2 separate regions of the Mus musculus genome follow, and region 2 is linked to region 1. Evidence: chromatin loops called from intact Hi-C (ENCODE). Cell type or tissue: left cerebral cortex. All regions are shown on one strand. Links, peaks and the distances in the headings refer to the core of each region. The heading gives the core; the rest is flanking DNA. Region 1 overlaps Tcaf1 (TRPM8 channel-associated factor 1). Region 2 overlaps Casp2 (caspase 2).

The links. Hi-C counts contacts between places; a loop is a spot of excess contacts. Peaks named below come from ENCODE experiments on the same cell type or tissue, not always from the same donor. Only the 100,000 strongest peaks of a DNase experiment are listed, where the experiment ranks them.
Region 2: it touches region 1 in a loop (2.0-fold over the local background); 2 of 42 quality-filtered maps call a loop at or near these places.

What each region holds. Positions count from the first base shown.
Region 1 is chr6:42,676,610-42,684,112 of GRCm38, reverse strand. It overlaps Tcaf1 (TRPM8 channel-associated factor 1), which reads left to right. Exons shown (of 9, transcript NM_001355769.1): 3 at 4,693-5,687; 4 at 5,946-6,043; 5 at 6,570-6,783; 6 at 7,083-7,322. Among named protein-coding and RNA genes, the nearest start is that of Tcaf1, 30 kb to the left of the region's middle. In left cerebral cortex, for the core only: no CTCF peak of the experiment used is centred there; a DNase peak (open chromatin) is centred at 3,828; H3K27ac peaks cover 330 bases.
Region 2 is chr6:42,271,561-42,279,063 of GRCm38, reverse strand. Casp2 (caspase 2) reads right to left here. Exons shown (of 11, transcript NM_007610.2): 7 at 5,019-5,147; 8 at 2,279-2,369. Among named protein-coding and RNA genes, the nearest start is that of Casp2, 10 kb to the right of the region's middle. In left cerebral cortex, for the core only: no CTCF peak of the experiment used is centred there; no DNase peak of the experiment used is centred there.

The DNA of each region.
Region 1 (7,503 bases), core at 1,531-6,530:
CTACATAGCTTTTGTCTCAATAATAATAATAATAATAATAATAATAATAATAACTGTTATAGTAATAATGATGACAATAACAAAAAGTTAGACATTTTTGTTCATTAACAGAGCTCAACATAAAGTCTAGGCTAGCCTTAGACTAGTGAACCCTCTACCTCAACATTCTAAGTGGACTGATAGGCACTTGCCACATGTCTAGCTAAGTACTTTAGTAACTAGTACTTAACCTGTGCTAAGGTCTTAGTTCTGCCAAGTATAACTCAGCTGTTTAACACTTTTTCAGTAGTTATGTCAAAGATATGGAGAAACAACTTCCCTATTGTTTTAAACACACACACACACACACAGAGACACAGACACACACACACTATATATATATATATAGTGTGTGTGTGTCTGTGTATATATGTATGTCAAATAGCACCCCAGTCCCCAATAGACTTACTGATGAATTTTATGAAACTTTTAAGAAGCAAATAATGAGAACCCTACACAGATATTCTTCCAGAAAATAGGAGGAAAGCACCCCAAAAGTTATTGCTTCACCAGCATTTCTGTTCTACTGAAATTAAAGAAAGGGCTGGTGAGATGGTTTAAGTATGTAAAATGGCTGTGATGCAAGCATGATGAAGACCTGAGTTGGGTTCCCTAAATTCCATGGTGGGGGAAGAGGAGTCAGCCAGGGTAACACACCTGTAATCTGAACATTGAGTAAGAAGAACAGGAGGATAGCCTGGGCTTGCTGGCCAGGTGGTCCAGCTCAGTTGATGAGCCTGGATCCACAAAAAGACATAAGGCAGAAAATAAGGTAGAAAGTGATTGATTGAGGAAAGTACCTAGCATGATACCAACCTCTGGCATTTGCATATGCGTGCGCACACACACACACACACACACACACACTCACATGCACACACACATGCACATGCACACAAATAAATAAGGTGAAAAAAAGGCTTTTTAAGGAAAAGAAACCTATAGAACAATACTAGATGCAATGTTCTTGATTAAATATTAGTAAGTGCAATAGATTTGCATACACACACACACACACACACACACACACACACACATATATAAGCAAAATTCAGCTATTCTAGGTATGAACTACTGGTTTTGCAATCAGAAGCCAGGTTAATTTAGCATGACAGCGTTAAAAGTGAGAACATCATGCAATTCGATAGATGCACACAAAACGCTTAGCAAGATTCCATAATCAATCATGATAACATATCAACATACTCCATATAAAAAGGAATGTCTTCCATCTGAGAAGAGGCATGCAACTAGAAACCTTCTCACTTTGTCTTGTTAATTTTATTTTGCTTCATTGGTGTTTTTGAGAAAGTATCTCGAATAGTACAAGCTGGTCTTGATGAAGTACAGTGCAGCCAAATCTGACCTTGAACTCCATAAATCCTGCTGCCTCCACACACCCTGGCCCACAAGTTGTATGATTACAGGTGTGTGCCTTTGTATATATCTAACTATAGAAACATTATATAGGGATAAAATGGTGACTGCTTTTATTTTAGAATTAGCCTCCAAACGATGACACCATTGCATACACTAGCAAGATTTTGCTGAAAGGACCCTGATATAGCTGTCTCTTGTGAGACTATGCCGAGGCCTAGCAAACACATAAGTAGATGCTCACAGTCAGCTATTGGATGGAGCACAGGGCCCCCAATGGAGGAGCTAGAGAAAGTATCCAAGGAGCTAAAGAGATCTGCAACCCTGTAGGTGCAACAACATTATGAACTAACCAGTACCCCGGAGCTCTTGACTCTAGCTGAATATGTATCAAAAGATGGCCTAGTCAGCCATCACTGGAAAGAGAGGCCCATTGGACACGCAAACTTTATATGCCCCAATACAGGGGAATGCCAGGGCCAAAAATGGGAATGGGTGGGTAGGGAAGTGGAGGGGAGGGTATGGGGGACTTTTGGGATAGCATTCTAAATGTAATTGAGGAAAATACGTAATAATAAAAATATTTTTAAAAAAGAATTTCTAAAATCTAACTCTGAATTTTATCTAATCCTTTGAATTCTGTTTGTCCCCTTACTACTTATTAAGTTTTATGCCAGATATGCCAAAATTAAATGCATACTTTAGCCATTAAAAAAAAAAGAAGAAATGAGAACAAGGCAAGAGTAACACTTGTGATCCTACTTTCTCTAAAGGCTTGTATTGAAAGCACTCCACCAATGCTATAAGACAAAAAAAAAAAAAAAATAGGCACGGATATTAAAAATTAGAAAATGGACTTTTCTATACATACCTAAATATACTAAGGTTTAATTTATGAATTAAGGACATTATTAGTATAACAATGGATACTAATAAAAATCTAACAATTGTATATAATATATTCTAACAAAAGGATCATTAATGTGGTCTCTTACAAACTATCTTTTGTAAATTTATTATTATTATTGTGTATATGAGAGAGATGTGGAGGATGGAAGGGCATGTGCAAGCACACGTGTGGAGGTCAGAAGAAAACAGAATCAGTTCTGTCCTTTGTCCTCTACATGGATTTTAGGAATTGGACTCATGTCTCTAGGATTATACAGAAAATACCTTTATCTTCTGAGCCATCTCACCTGCTCTCAGCAAACCTCTCCCTGCACTATACGCACCCATCTGGTGAATGGATAATCCAATGCCTGTGTAAAAAAAAAAAAAAAAAGATGTGAAATGAACAATGAGATGGAAACACTGTGAAACTGCCACAAGGGTAGACAAATTCGTCACTGAAACAGATCACATTGTCCAGAGAGATTTGCTCAGTGAGGAAAGAGCATTGTTTTCAGCATACAGCTCGGGATCAACTAAATACCTTTATGGGAAAGATGAACTTTGATCCTCAACCTATTTCACACAAAATACTCAAAAACAGGTCCAGACTCAAGTACAAAAGAAAAATTGAAAAACTTCTAAATTACAGCACAGAAAAAAAAAATCACTTGCAATCCTGCATTAGGCAAAGATTGCTTGGGAAGACAGGCCTGCAAAATGGAAAGATTGGTAGTATTTCAGCCATCTCCTTCCTAAGTAAAAACCAAGGAAAAATAAATAGTGTCCTCACCAAAACTTCACATAATAAGCTATCCTCTCACCAGCATGTATGCTGAGATTATCTTCTTTATCTTGACTATTGTGTAAATGCTTCAAGGAATATGAGAGTGTTTGGAAGGCACTGATCTTATTTGCTTTGGATACACACCCAATGGAGAATTGCCTGGGTCAGGTGGTACCTCTATTTTAGGCTTTCAAGGACTTTTCAACCCATTTTCTATATTGGTACTACTAGTTTAAATTCCTTCCAACTGTACGCAAGAATTTCCTGTTCTTCATGTCTTCATCAGACTTGGTATCTTTTAATAATACTCATTCTAGTAGATGGGCGCCCATACCTCGCTGTTAATTGTATTTCTATTTCCATGGTGAGTAATAGTGGCAAGCACCTTTTTGTAGGCCTGTTGAGCATCTATACGCTGTGATATGTAGTGATTCTTGTCCATTGTAAGGTGCATGAGAATTCTGGGCTGATCTTTACTGGCTCCTGTGACTTCTTGTCCCCCGCCCCCCAAAAAAAAATCATTCTGGCCCTTTTGTTCCTTCACCTTCTCTTACTCACATGCATCCCACACTCTTCTCTTCCTGGAGGCCTCTGATTCATCTGATTCCATCTACGTAGTGTTCAGTATAAATAGCTGCCTCTCCCACTTTCCTGATTGAGCCCTGCTATACTGCAAGTTTATCTTCATGTTCTATCTCATCACAGGAGAGTATGAAAGGGAAGTCAAATCAGAGCCAGAAAAATGATTTTCACGGTTGTTGCCTCGAGGAAGGAGAAAGCCAGTCTGCTGCAACGCCCCAGTTTCTCATCACTTAGTCAGAACTCTGAACAGTACGGGGACTAAAACTCCATTCTCCTGACACATGACTGCCATAGCGTGATTCCTAACTGAAGTAACAGATTCGATTCTGGAATTCCAAGTGTGTGGAGGTTATCCTAGGCATCCAGGACTCACTCTCCCTTTGGCATTTATAGGTGGCTTAAGGTTCTCAGCAGGGAAGGGGGTATATTATGCATAGGAAATACACCAGTGCTGAGCAAAACTCCACAGCACTCCAGCACTCCTGTTGAGCAAGCAAGAGACAGGTGAAGTTATATATGTAGGCAGTGGTCTCATGAGATAATGACTGACCCCAACCCCATCTTCTAAGATACTGACTCTTTGCCGACACCATGAACTCTGTTTTCCACAGACTTTTCCTTTATCACATTAATGGTGAGAAATGTATCAGTAAGACTCATTCTAAGAATCAGAACATAATTCCTCACCGAATTCTTTGCATTCTGGAATACATGGTTGGAATAAACATGATCCTATGTCTAGAAGGTGGTGTCTAAAGTTTAGTGTCAGAGAAACACAGCAAGATTTTCCATAGAATTTCCTTTGAAGAAATGGTGATTTTAAAATGAGCATAACAGAATTAATTGAGATCTTGTATCTCCTTCCCAAAATTTTTCACCCACTCTGTTCTCCTAAATTTTCTACAATAACTGAAAACAGAATTAGTTAAAGCAATAGTAAATACCCTTATGTAGCAGGCAGCATTCAAGGAACTAAAAGAAGAGTAGTCCTTCTAATCAGGAGTGTGTGTCTTTTGCAGTTGTGATGACGACCTCTCAGATGACAGAGATGAGCTTCTGCGTGGCATAATAGACCTGGACATCACCAACTCGGACTGCTTCCCATCCCAGCTACTAGTTCATGGGTCTTTGGCTTTTCCTTTGGGGCTAGATACCTACCATGGCTGTGTGATAGCTGCAGCTCGCTATGGCCGGGGTCGGGTAGTTGTAACTGGTCATAAGGTTTTATTTACTGTGGGTAAACTCGGCCCCTTTTTGCTCAATGCTGTCCGCTGGCTGGATGGTGGCCGCAAAGGCAAGATTGTGGTACAGACAGAGCTGAGAACACTAAGTGGTCTGCTCGCAGTAGGGGGTATAGACACCAGCATTGAGCCCCACCTGACCAGTGACGCAAGTGTCTATTGTTTTGAACCCACAAGCGATGTGGGGGTTAAGGAACTACAGGAGTTTGTAGCAGAGGGTGGTGGGCTGTTTGTTGGAACTCAAGCCTGGTGGTGGGCTTTTAAGAACCCAGGAGTGTCCCCTCTGGCTCGATTCCCAGGAAACCTGCTCCTCAATGCCTTTGGTATCAGCATCACAAGCCAGAGTCTCAATCCAGGACCTTTCCGTACCCCTAAAATAGGAACAAGGACCTATCACTTCCGCTCTACCCTAGCAGAGTTCCAGGTGATAATGGGCAGGAAGAGAGGGAATGTGGAGAAGGGCTGGCTAGCCAAGCTAGGCCCAGATGGGGCAACTTTCCTGCAGATTCCTGCAGAAGAGATCCCTGCTTACATGTCTGTGCACAGACTCCTGAGGAAGCTGCTGAGCCGCTATCGGCTTCCAGTGGCAACCAGAGAGAACCCGGTCATCAATGACTGTTGTAGGGGAGCCATGCTTTCCCTGGCCACAGGTCTGGCCCACTCTGGAAGTGACCTCTCACTGCTGATCCCAGAAATTGAAGACGTGTACAGCAGCCGCTACCTGCGCCCCTCAGCGTCTCCCATCACCGTGAATGTCAATTGCACTAATCCAGGTACAGCAGAAGGGTGGGAGCTTGGTTTTATGGGCATCTGCAAAACAGGGGCACAAGACTGCTGCAGTGTTGCACATCTGTAGAAGGTCATCACTATCCTTCATTGCCTTCTTCTTCAAGATTATAGGGGTCGGGTATTAGGCAGTGTTTGAAAGGGTCATAGCAACATGGTAGGGAAAGGAGCAGCTGAAGTCATGAGGGATCCGTGCAGCACTGTATGGAGCAGGGATGAAGTCTGCCCTTCCTGTGTTTTGGCAGGCACTCGATATTGCTGGATGAGCACCGGACTCTACATACCTGGAAGGCAAGTCATAGATGTCTCCGTGCCTGAGAGTGCTGCCTCTGCTGACCTGAAGGTAAGGCCACTCTCCATCTCACCACATAATGCAGAATTCAAATGATCTTGCTATCCCAGTTGGCATTGTAGGTGGTCTGTGTAAAATGCTGCTGGCAGTTTAGGTCTGTTTTAAACCCCTTTTCCTTCTTAATGATGAAAAAAACCTATGTTTTTATATATAACAAAATATATCAAAATGGTACATTGTAGAGCCCAGGACTCTATACCATTTTGCCTCAGAATAGCAATCTCTACTCTTAAAATTTGTTCTTTTAACTTACATCGTACAATAAAGACTAAGAAAGGCCTCACATGGAAGGTTCCCTGACAGTTTGTAGATATTCAGTTGGTGAATAGTACTTTACTTTCTATCACATAACTTAGTTCCTATGAACTCAAGAAATGCTACAATTTCAATACTATTATACATGGCCTCGTCAGTGGTACATGGGGTCATAACCTAATGGCCCTTCTGAGTCTACTTCCTATGCTCTCTTGTGCCACCCACATACTCCATGTGACTGAGGGTTATTTCTCTGCTCCAGATACAAATTGGCTGTCATACTGATGATCTGACAAGGGCCAGCAAGCTGTTCCGAGGCCCCCTTGTGATTAACCGGTGTTGCTTGGACAAACCCACGAAATCAATCACCTGCCTCTGGGGTGGTCTCCTCTATATCATTGTGCCTCAGAATAGCAAACTGGGTTCTGTGCCCCTTACAGTGAAGGGGGCTGTTCGTGCTCCATTCTACAAGCTAGGTAAGTAGACACTACAAGGTTCACACTGCGAGGTGGGAGAAGCTAAAACTGAAGAGGTTTCTGGGGCTACTCAGTACAGGAGGTGGGGGTAGACGAGTGGAGGGAGGTGATTGGTGTCTTTAAGTTCTGCTTTGGTGCCAAGAAAAATAAATAAATCACACCCACGGGGACGTCCAAAAGAGATGTGTGGTTTCTTATCTTGTGGTTCTCATCTGGAGTGAAAGTTGTAGATGTGTTTTATCATAAGGGATCTGGAGAAAGGTATTTCAAGGCAATATTTCAATTGCCTCTCTTTATAGGGGAGACATCCAAGGAAGAATGGAAGAGGCGTCTCCTGGAATATCCAGGTCCATGGGGAGAACTGGCCACTGACAACATCATCCTGACTGTGCCCACTGCAAATCTTCGAACGCTGGAGAATCCTGAGCCACTGCTCCGCCTCTGGGATGAGATGATGCAGGCTGTGGCTAAGCTGGGAGGCGAGACCTTCCCTTTGCGTCTGCCACAGAGGATAGTGGCTGATGTTCAGATCTCAGTAGGTGGGTGCTCCGGAAGCTCTGTGTGTCTGCCCCCAAGGACCCTCTCTCCACAGCCGCGTAGCTAGAAGGCAAGGAGAGTAAAAATGTTTTGCTTGCAAGACGTGTAGATATATTCCTTGCTGTTTAAATGGAAAAGGGAGGAATCGATTTTGAAATAAATAGTAGCTTATGTCAGCACGTC
Region 2 (7,503 bases), core at 1,338-6,337, 400 kb after region 1:
AACCAAAGCCTGAAGAATTTTGGGAAAAGGACCAAGATTCACTGACTCAATCACCCCCCCAGACAGGGTCTCTCTGTAGTCCTGGCTGTCCTGGAACTCACTCTCTAGACCAGGCTGGCCTCAAACTCAGAAATCCGCCTGCCTCTGCCTCTCAAGTGCTGGGATTAAAGGCGTGTGCCACCACGCCCGGCAAATTTTTTTTTTCTTAAAGTATTGTTCATGTACCTATCAGGCACTGTCTCTTACTAAGATCTAGGGGCACACTGAGTTAAACACTATGTTCTTATTGAGCTTATCCTTCTAGCTTGGGAGTCAATCATTGTATTTTGGAAAGACTGGCAAACTCGAACTTTTAGAGAAGCCTCAGCTTCATGTCATACTTTAATGGGCCTGATTTTAGACACTGGATTAAGTGCAACAAAAATTACTCCAGAAAAAGAGCAATTTCTTCCTCCAACTCCAGCACTACATACACTTCTGAGATAGGAAGAAAATGGTCTGCATTGTTGTTACTGCCATCTAGACCAGGCTAAGGATGTCCTTTAAGCGATGGAGAGCTTACCTCTTGCCTTCAAGTTTCAGGCATATTAATCAATAAACATTCTCCACCTTCTCTTCACAACTGCTTTCTACATCACTGCCCATTTCTAGACATACAATTCCTCTTTCACTCAAAACTTCTAAGTGCTACTGTGTGTGTACAGCAGTGCTCTGGGCCTAGAGAAACATCTATGAATGAAAAATGCTTGCCCTCCCTCACATGTTCTTTTCTTAGCGCAGCTCCCCTTCCACGGTAACGTTCCTGGAAAAATGCACCATATTAATTTCATAGTTAAGCTCACAAAGTATTATCCGTTAAAGCTCAAAATCTCAGCTATGACTAAAGGTTTGTAATTAGCTAGATTAACAGCTTACGATCAGCCACATCTCACTTCATCACTTATAGAGGTGCTTAGCCTTGTATATTTGAGCACGGCAAATATATTATATAGTTGGGGTGGGTGGATAATGCTAAATGGTGGCACACTATACACTTAGAAGATAAATTTTATAATGTTGTGTTTGTCATGTGTTCCATCCCTTTTCTGGGAAAGGCTCTCTTCACACCTGTATAAAGCATGTATGCACGGTTTAAGTTAAGTCTTTCTGCAGCTACAAAAGCCTTGTCAAATGAGCCTCAGACAAGATCACCTCATTGCTGCATACTCTTACTTGTACAGTTGCTATCACACAAATTTCATCCTGGCATGAGATTTAAACTCAAGATGCTCCACACACACTTGCTTTAACTTCCCTAGTAATCCATATACTAGCTAGACATTTCCTTCTGCTTCTGTGATGGAATTTACAGTCATTGCAAGACTTTAAAATACACTCTGCAGTGATACACAGGGAAACATTAGGGACCTGCATGTTTGGATAATACAAACTTTAACCCAGGGAGGATGCTGACCAGGTTGTAGCAGCTGTGACTGGCTTTCTTTCCACATTTACCCTGAAAGCTCTTAGGTGCCAATTTTGATAATCATCACAACAGCTTAAAGAAGTTGACTACACACAGTTTATAAGAAGGAAATAAAGTAGAGGGATGTGATGCGACTTCTCTAACTTTACATAATTATTAAGCAGTAGAGTCACAATCTGATTCCAAATTTAGATTCTTAATTACTACTGTTTTCCTCTAGATGAGAAGGAGGCCTATGTGTCTTCTGAGCCATGTTACACAGGCCTGGCTCTTAAAGGGGTAGAAGACACTGCATGCAAGAGGATCGAAGCAGCTCAGGAGAGTCCGAGGCAGACATGATGCAGACATGAGGTCTGTACTGTTCTCCTGCATGCTCCAAGAATGGTAAAGAAAGGAGGCAAGCGCATGGGAGCGTGAACATGGCACAGAGAGAAAATGCAAGGGTAAGAGAAGGAAGATTTGGAAGAGTCAAGCAGAAATCCTTAACTGGAATGAAAAACAATAAAAAGTACATTGCAGTTAATAAGCAGAGAAGAGCCAAGTTCTTAGGAAAAGAGCACACACTGATAAGAGATTCCTGACAGCCATGGAGGTGTAGAGAGCTGGTCAGACTGAGAGCCATGGGCTGCCCAAGTCCTAGCACACCCCATGCATTGGGAGACACTTACAGAGCAAGAGAGGCGGTGGCAGCAGTGAACAGAAGGAGGTGCCCAAGGGATCCAATAGCACCTGAGAGGAGCAAACAGGAAAGTGAGAGCTGGTGGAGGCTGCCCAGGAGCCACCACCCAGGTGCTGGTTTGCCAGGGCACTCACCTCCACGACATGCTTGGATGAAGAACATTTTTGGCTTGTTCTGTAGACTTGGACAGTTAGCATTGTCAAAAAGTCGAAAAACCTCTTGGAGCTACCAGAAACAAATAAGGGAGAGGGGAAGTTAGGTAGCCAGTGAGACCTCTTGAAGTCTAACACATACAAATTCAACCTTCATCTGAAAGGTAGGGAGATAGCTGATCTTGTCAACTGGACTAGATTTACAGTCACTTGGGAGATACACTTAGTTTATTTTTGAGGGTATTGAATTTCCAGAAAGAATTAACTGAGGAGGAAAGACCTGGAACCCAGACTGAAAGGGTTGGGGCAAAGAAAGCCAGACATGCCAGCATCTCTTCTTTTATGCTACACAATTTACCCAAATACAAGAAGCCTACTGCTCCTGTCTCCACTGGAGAGCTGGCTTCTTGCCACGGGGGCTTATATTGTCAAACAAGGAGCCAAAACAAACTGTTTCTCGTTAAGAATTTTTGGTCTCAGTCCAAGAAAACCAATACTGAAAACTTATGCCAGTTTGGGGTCAATACAGCCATAATCTTTCCACATGGTTCATAGGCCATTGGAACTAGTTTGTTGGAGGAATATGGGAGAATTAGAAGCTGCAGGCTAAAAAGCCCAGAATGCTCTAAGCAGGGCTTCAGGGGCAATTTTAGTGGGTTTTCAAGACACCCAAGTGTTAATTAAGAAAAATGAAGACACAGGCTAGGCTCAATAGATCCTAGAACAGATCAAGGACTTTAATGAGAACTCAGCTTGTGTCCTACTTTGGTGAGGAATTGGACGCAGTCGTCTATATTCTGAAAACTTGAGGTTGAATTTAAATAATGGACTAATTTATTTAGCAGAGTATATTTTACCATAACATTCAGGCTGTGTGACATGGGTCACCATAGTGACCTATTGCTCACTAAACTTACCCACCATTACAGTGAGTGAAGTGTACAGCATAAAGATATAAAAATGCACTTTCATGAAGAAAGGCCCTTGAGCTTGGTTAAAATGAAGGACAGGGTAGAAATTCTTTATTATTTACCAGAATGCCTCAGACTCTCAGGTGTCAAAGGCTCTAGGAAACTTGTCCTTGAGGATAACTAGAGCCCAGTCCCAGACATCATGGGAGAGAGTTCTATCACAGCCATTAAGGCAAAAATTGAACTCTACATTGGACAATGGGAAAGAGGGAAACTAGGGGAAAAGATCCCAATCAAGAGTTACAGGGTTGAGGGTACAAATTTCCATAAAACAGAGTACCTGAAAAATAATCTTTAGGTGTGTCCTAAAAAATAATAACAGAGTGCCTGAAAAAATAATCTTTAGGTGTCGCCTGGATACAGGCTACCCAGGGAAGTATTTTCCGAGGGTCAGCTAAAGCCAGAGGCTGCTGTAGCCGGGCTACATCTCAAGCTGGCAGCAGAGAAGGAGGTAGAATCAGAGACTTACACCAAGGCTCCAGAAAGCCAAGAGGCCAGGCAATGTGTAGCCTCAGTAAGGCTGGATCCCTGTATAGAACTCCTGAGTGGGTAAAACAGAAAGTGACTGCTAAGATGTAAACAAAGACATCATATATGGAGAAACCAGATACATGGGACCCCAGATACGGAAAGCTGTTGGCACCAAGTGAAGCAAAGAGGCCACATAAGCCACATGCCAAGCTGCAAGGAGCAAGATTTTCATGTTAGCTGGAGCAAACGCTGCAATGAAGAACCCCAGATGCTGAGCTGGGTTTGTCATTCACTCAGGGGCTTCAGGGCAGTTTCTGTCCACTTCATTTGTCCCATTGCTTACTTTCTGGAACAGAAATGTGTACTCTGCCACCGTATATTGAGTGTAACTGGTTCTCTGTTACAGGTTTTAACGCCAGACTCATAATACTTTAAATTTATACTTTTGATCAGTGTTGAAACAGCTAAAACTTAGAAGATTCTTAGAAATATATTTTTCACTATGAGATGCCCATTAAGTCTTAAAGAGAACCAGGGACAGGCTATGTTTAAAGGTGATCTGTTCAGGTGTCTTATTTAAAATCAAATGCATAATGAATCTGAAATGCTCCTGTGCTTGTTCTATTGTGTGGCTTCATTTCAGCCTTAGTTATGAACATGTAACATGTGTACTTGGCACTGCATGTTCCAGTAAAGCAGGCTTAAATACTTAGCTTAGATTCCTATAGTGTCTTTATTGGACAAAGAGTTTTGTCTTTAGCGAAGCTAATGGTCTAATTATAGAAAACACACTTTTAATACTTTTCTATCAGCATTTGTTAGCATAGACATATAAGATTGGAATTTTTGGACTGTACTGTTAGAAAGTTTGGTCTTAAAAATTGCTTTTTGAATTGCTAAATTGAGTTTCATAAAAAAATTATTGAATGGATTTTGGTTTGGGATTGCTTTTCCAACAATTTCTGAAACAGTTCAAAACATACATCTGCCATTTTATGCTATGTATTCATATTAATCAGTGTTCTTAGCATTGATGATTATAAAAAAAAATTAACTACCCCTGAAAACAATGAAGATATTCTATGTTCAGCAGTATCAAAACTTCAGATGACATGGCTGAACAAACCACCTTAAGTCCCCACTGCCACAACGGACTGTGTGCCTTCAAGCCGTAAGCCAAAGTTACTCTTCCTTTCAGAAGCTTCCTGCCAGGTATTTGGTCACAGCAAGGAAAAAGTAGCTAATACAGGTGTACAGATAGGACACAAAATTATACACACCTGAAGCAGTTTGCCATCTACACCATAGATGCCACCTTCCACACCATGTGAGAGGAGTGCCACTACGCAGGAGTCTGTGACCCGGTGTGCAGGTAACTGTGCAAAATTCTGAAGTTTCTCTTGCATTTCCTAGAAGACAGAGACACCTGCTAGTATTGTTCACTGTAGCCAGCATCAACCTCTGATGTTTGAATTAATCTCTGCCTTGCTTCAATGAAACCCAATCTACTGGAAGATAAAGGTATTTTCCTCCATTTTCCTGTGATCATTGGTAACACATAAACTCTCTGAAAGGCTAAAGAAAACTATATATTCACAAGAAAAATGCAAATGACTTCAGACATCAAACTCTGAATATGGAGTCCCGAGTTCATTGAAGTGATTAAGAACTCCTGTATTAAAGTGAGTTCCCAAATAAGCCACATGGTGTGTGTGTGTGGGGACAGCTCAGTGGGTAAAGTGTACTTGAGTAATACTGGGTGAGCACAGGACTGTGACTATAATGCTAACACCTGGAAGGCAGAGACAGAGGAACTCCTAGAGCAAGCTGGCTCGATAGCTACACTAATCACACCAGCAAGCTCTGGGTTCAACTGGGAGACCTTGCTTCAACAAGTAAGGTAGAAAGCAAAGTCCTAACATCAACCCTAGGGACTCTACATACACACATGCATGCGCGCGCGCGCACACACACACACACACACACACACACACACACACACACACACCCCTAAACACATGTCAACACACATAAATACATGTTAAGAAAACAAACAAACATGAAGTTACCCTGAGTGTGCCAACTATGACTCATTCCCAAGCCCTCAGCCCATTTGTACATAAGGAGACAGAACTTTCTCAGCTATAAGAGCATAGACTGCTCTGACACAGGATCTAGTCTCAAGACTGGAGAACAGCAGGACTTATCTAGTATCTGTCTGATTCTAAGTGTGCCACAATGATGTCTGCACAAGATCCATTGCTCATGAGAAGCAGCTGTGATGATCCTCCATATAGGGAAGACTTTACATATGGATCTGAGATCAGATCCATTTAGTTGGGAAACCCAATTCATATATTACAACAAAAGATTTTAACTTTCCCTCTAACATCCACTTTTCTCTTTATGAGAAAATCATTACAAGTAAATTGTCTCTTAGTTTGTGACAGTTAAGTGGAATATTGCAAAGAAAGAATCACCGTAAATCTAATCACATACTTCAAAGATCCTCCATTATTATAATAAACATGTCTGATAGAGTAATAATTACAGTATTGGTTTAAAGAAATTTATTATTGCTCAACCTGGGGTGCGACTTAAGAATTTTATCTTCATTGATTAACTATACAGATACCAGCAAGTTCAGAATTTGGTTTTTTGAAAGAAAACTACATAGTATCCATTACAGTTTTTAGACCTAGGTCCTCCCTTTGCAACTGAAGAGGCCCAGTTCAAGCCTTCCTTCCACTTGCAGTGGACAGAAAGAAAAGAGCCCATCATTATGCTAGTTCATCTTATTACAAATTTTAAAGAAATAAAATGAACATGAATTTGCTATAGGCAGAATAGTCACAGCACACAAGACTCACATTTACCATCCTCTCCACTCTCAACAGGCTGCTCACTTGTCAATGTTCTGGAGCTTTTAAAGGCGCCTAACTTGTCAATATGTGAAAAGCTGAGCTTCAGCACATTACTGTAATAAACCCTCCCCCTAAATCTGACATTTTAAAATTTATTTGTTCTTTGTTTTTTGTTTGTTTGTTTGTTTGTTTAGAGACAGGGACAAACTACATAGCTCAGGCTAAGCCAGAACTTATTATAAAACCCATACTGGCCTTGACCTCTCAAGTGCTTCTTCTGCCTTAGTGTCCTAAGCTGGTATAGGATCACCAACACTCATGATCATACCTGGCCTGCTCGGATACTTCTGCTTGTATACCCTTGTAATAACTGGAAATGGTGAAACTGGTTTTGGTGAGAAAGGAGACATATTTTTTGGGTAAGCAGAAGCAACCTATAACATAGTATTTGTTATAAATACTATGAATTTATTTGAAGAGAATGAATAGCTGTGAGTATTCTAGAGACAGTTAAAAGTTAATTTCGCTTGAAGAATGGAATAAAAATTAACACACACACACATACACATACACACACACACACACACCCCTGGCCATGTTAAACTTGCAGCTTATTATATCAGTAAAAAGGAGGACTATTAAGCTAAGAGAACATACATACTTTGTCACTGAATAAAGAGAAATCATTTAACAAATGTAGATTACTTATTTGGGTGGATTTTTTTTTCCATACATGACATAGCTTAAAATAGGAGCTGCAGATTGATTGATTGATTGATTATAAAAGTATAGTACTTATATAAATAGCAGTGTTTATAGCTCTTGGTTATTCTTTAGCTGGGGACTGGAGGCTATATGAATGGTATATCATCTACAGATAAATGCAAAGCTGTATAGATAG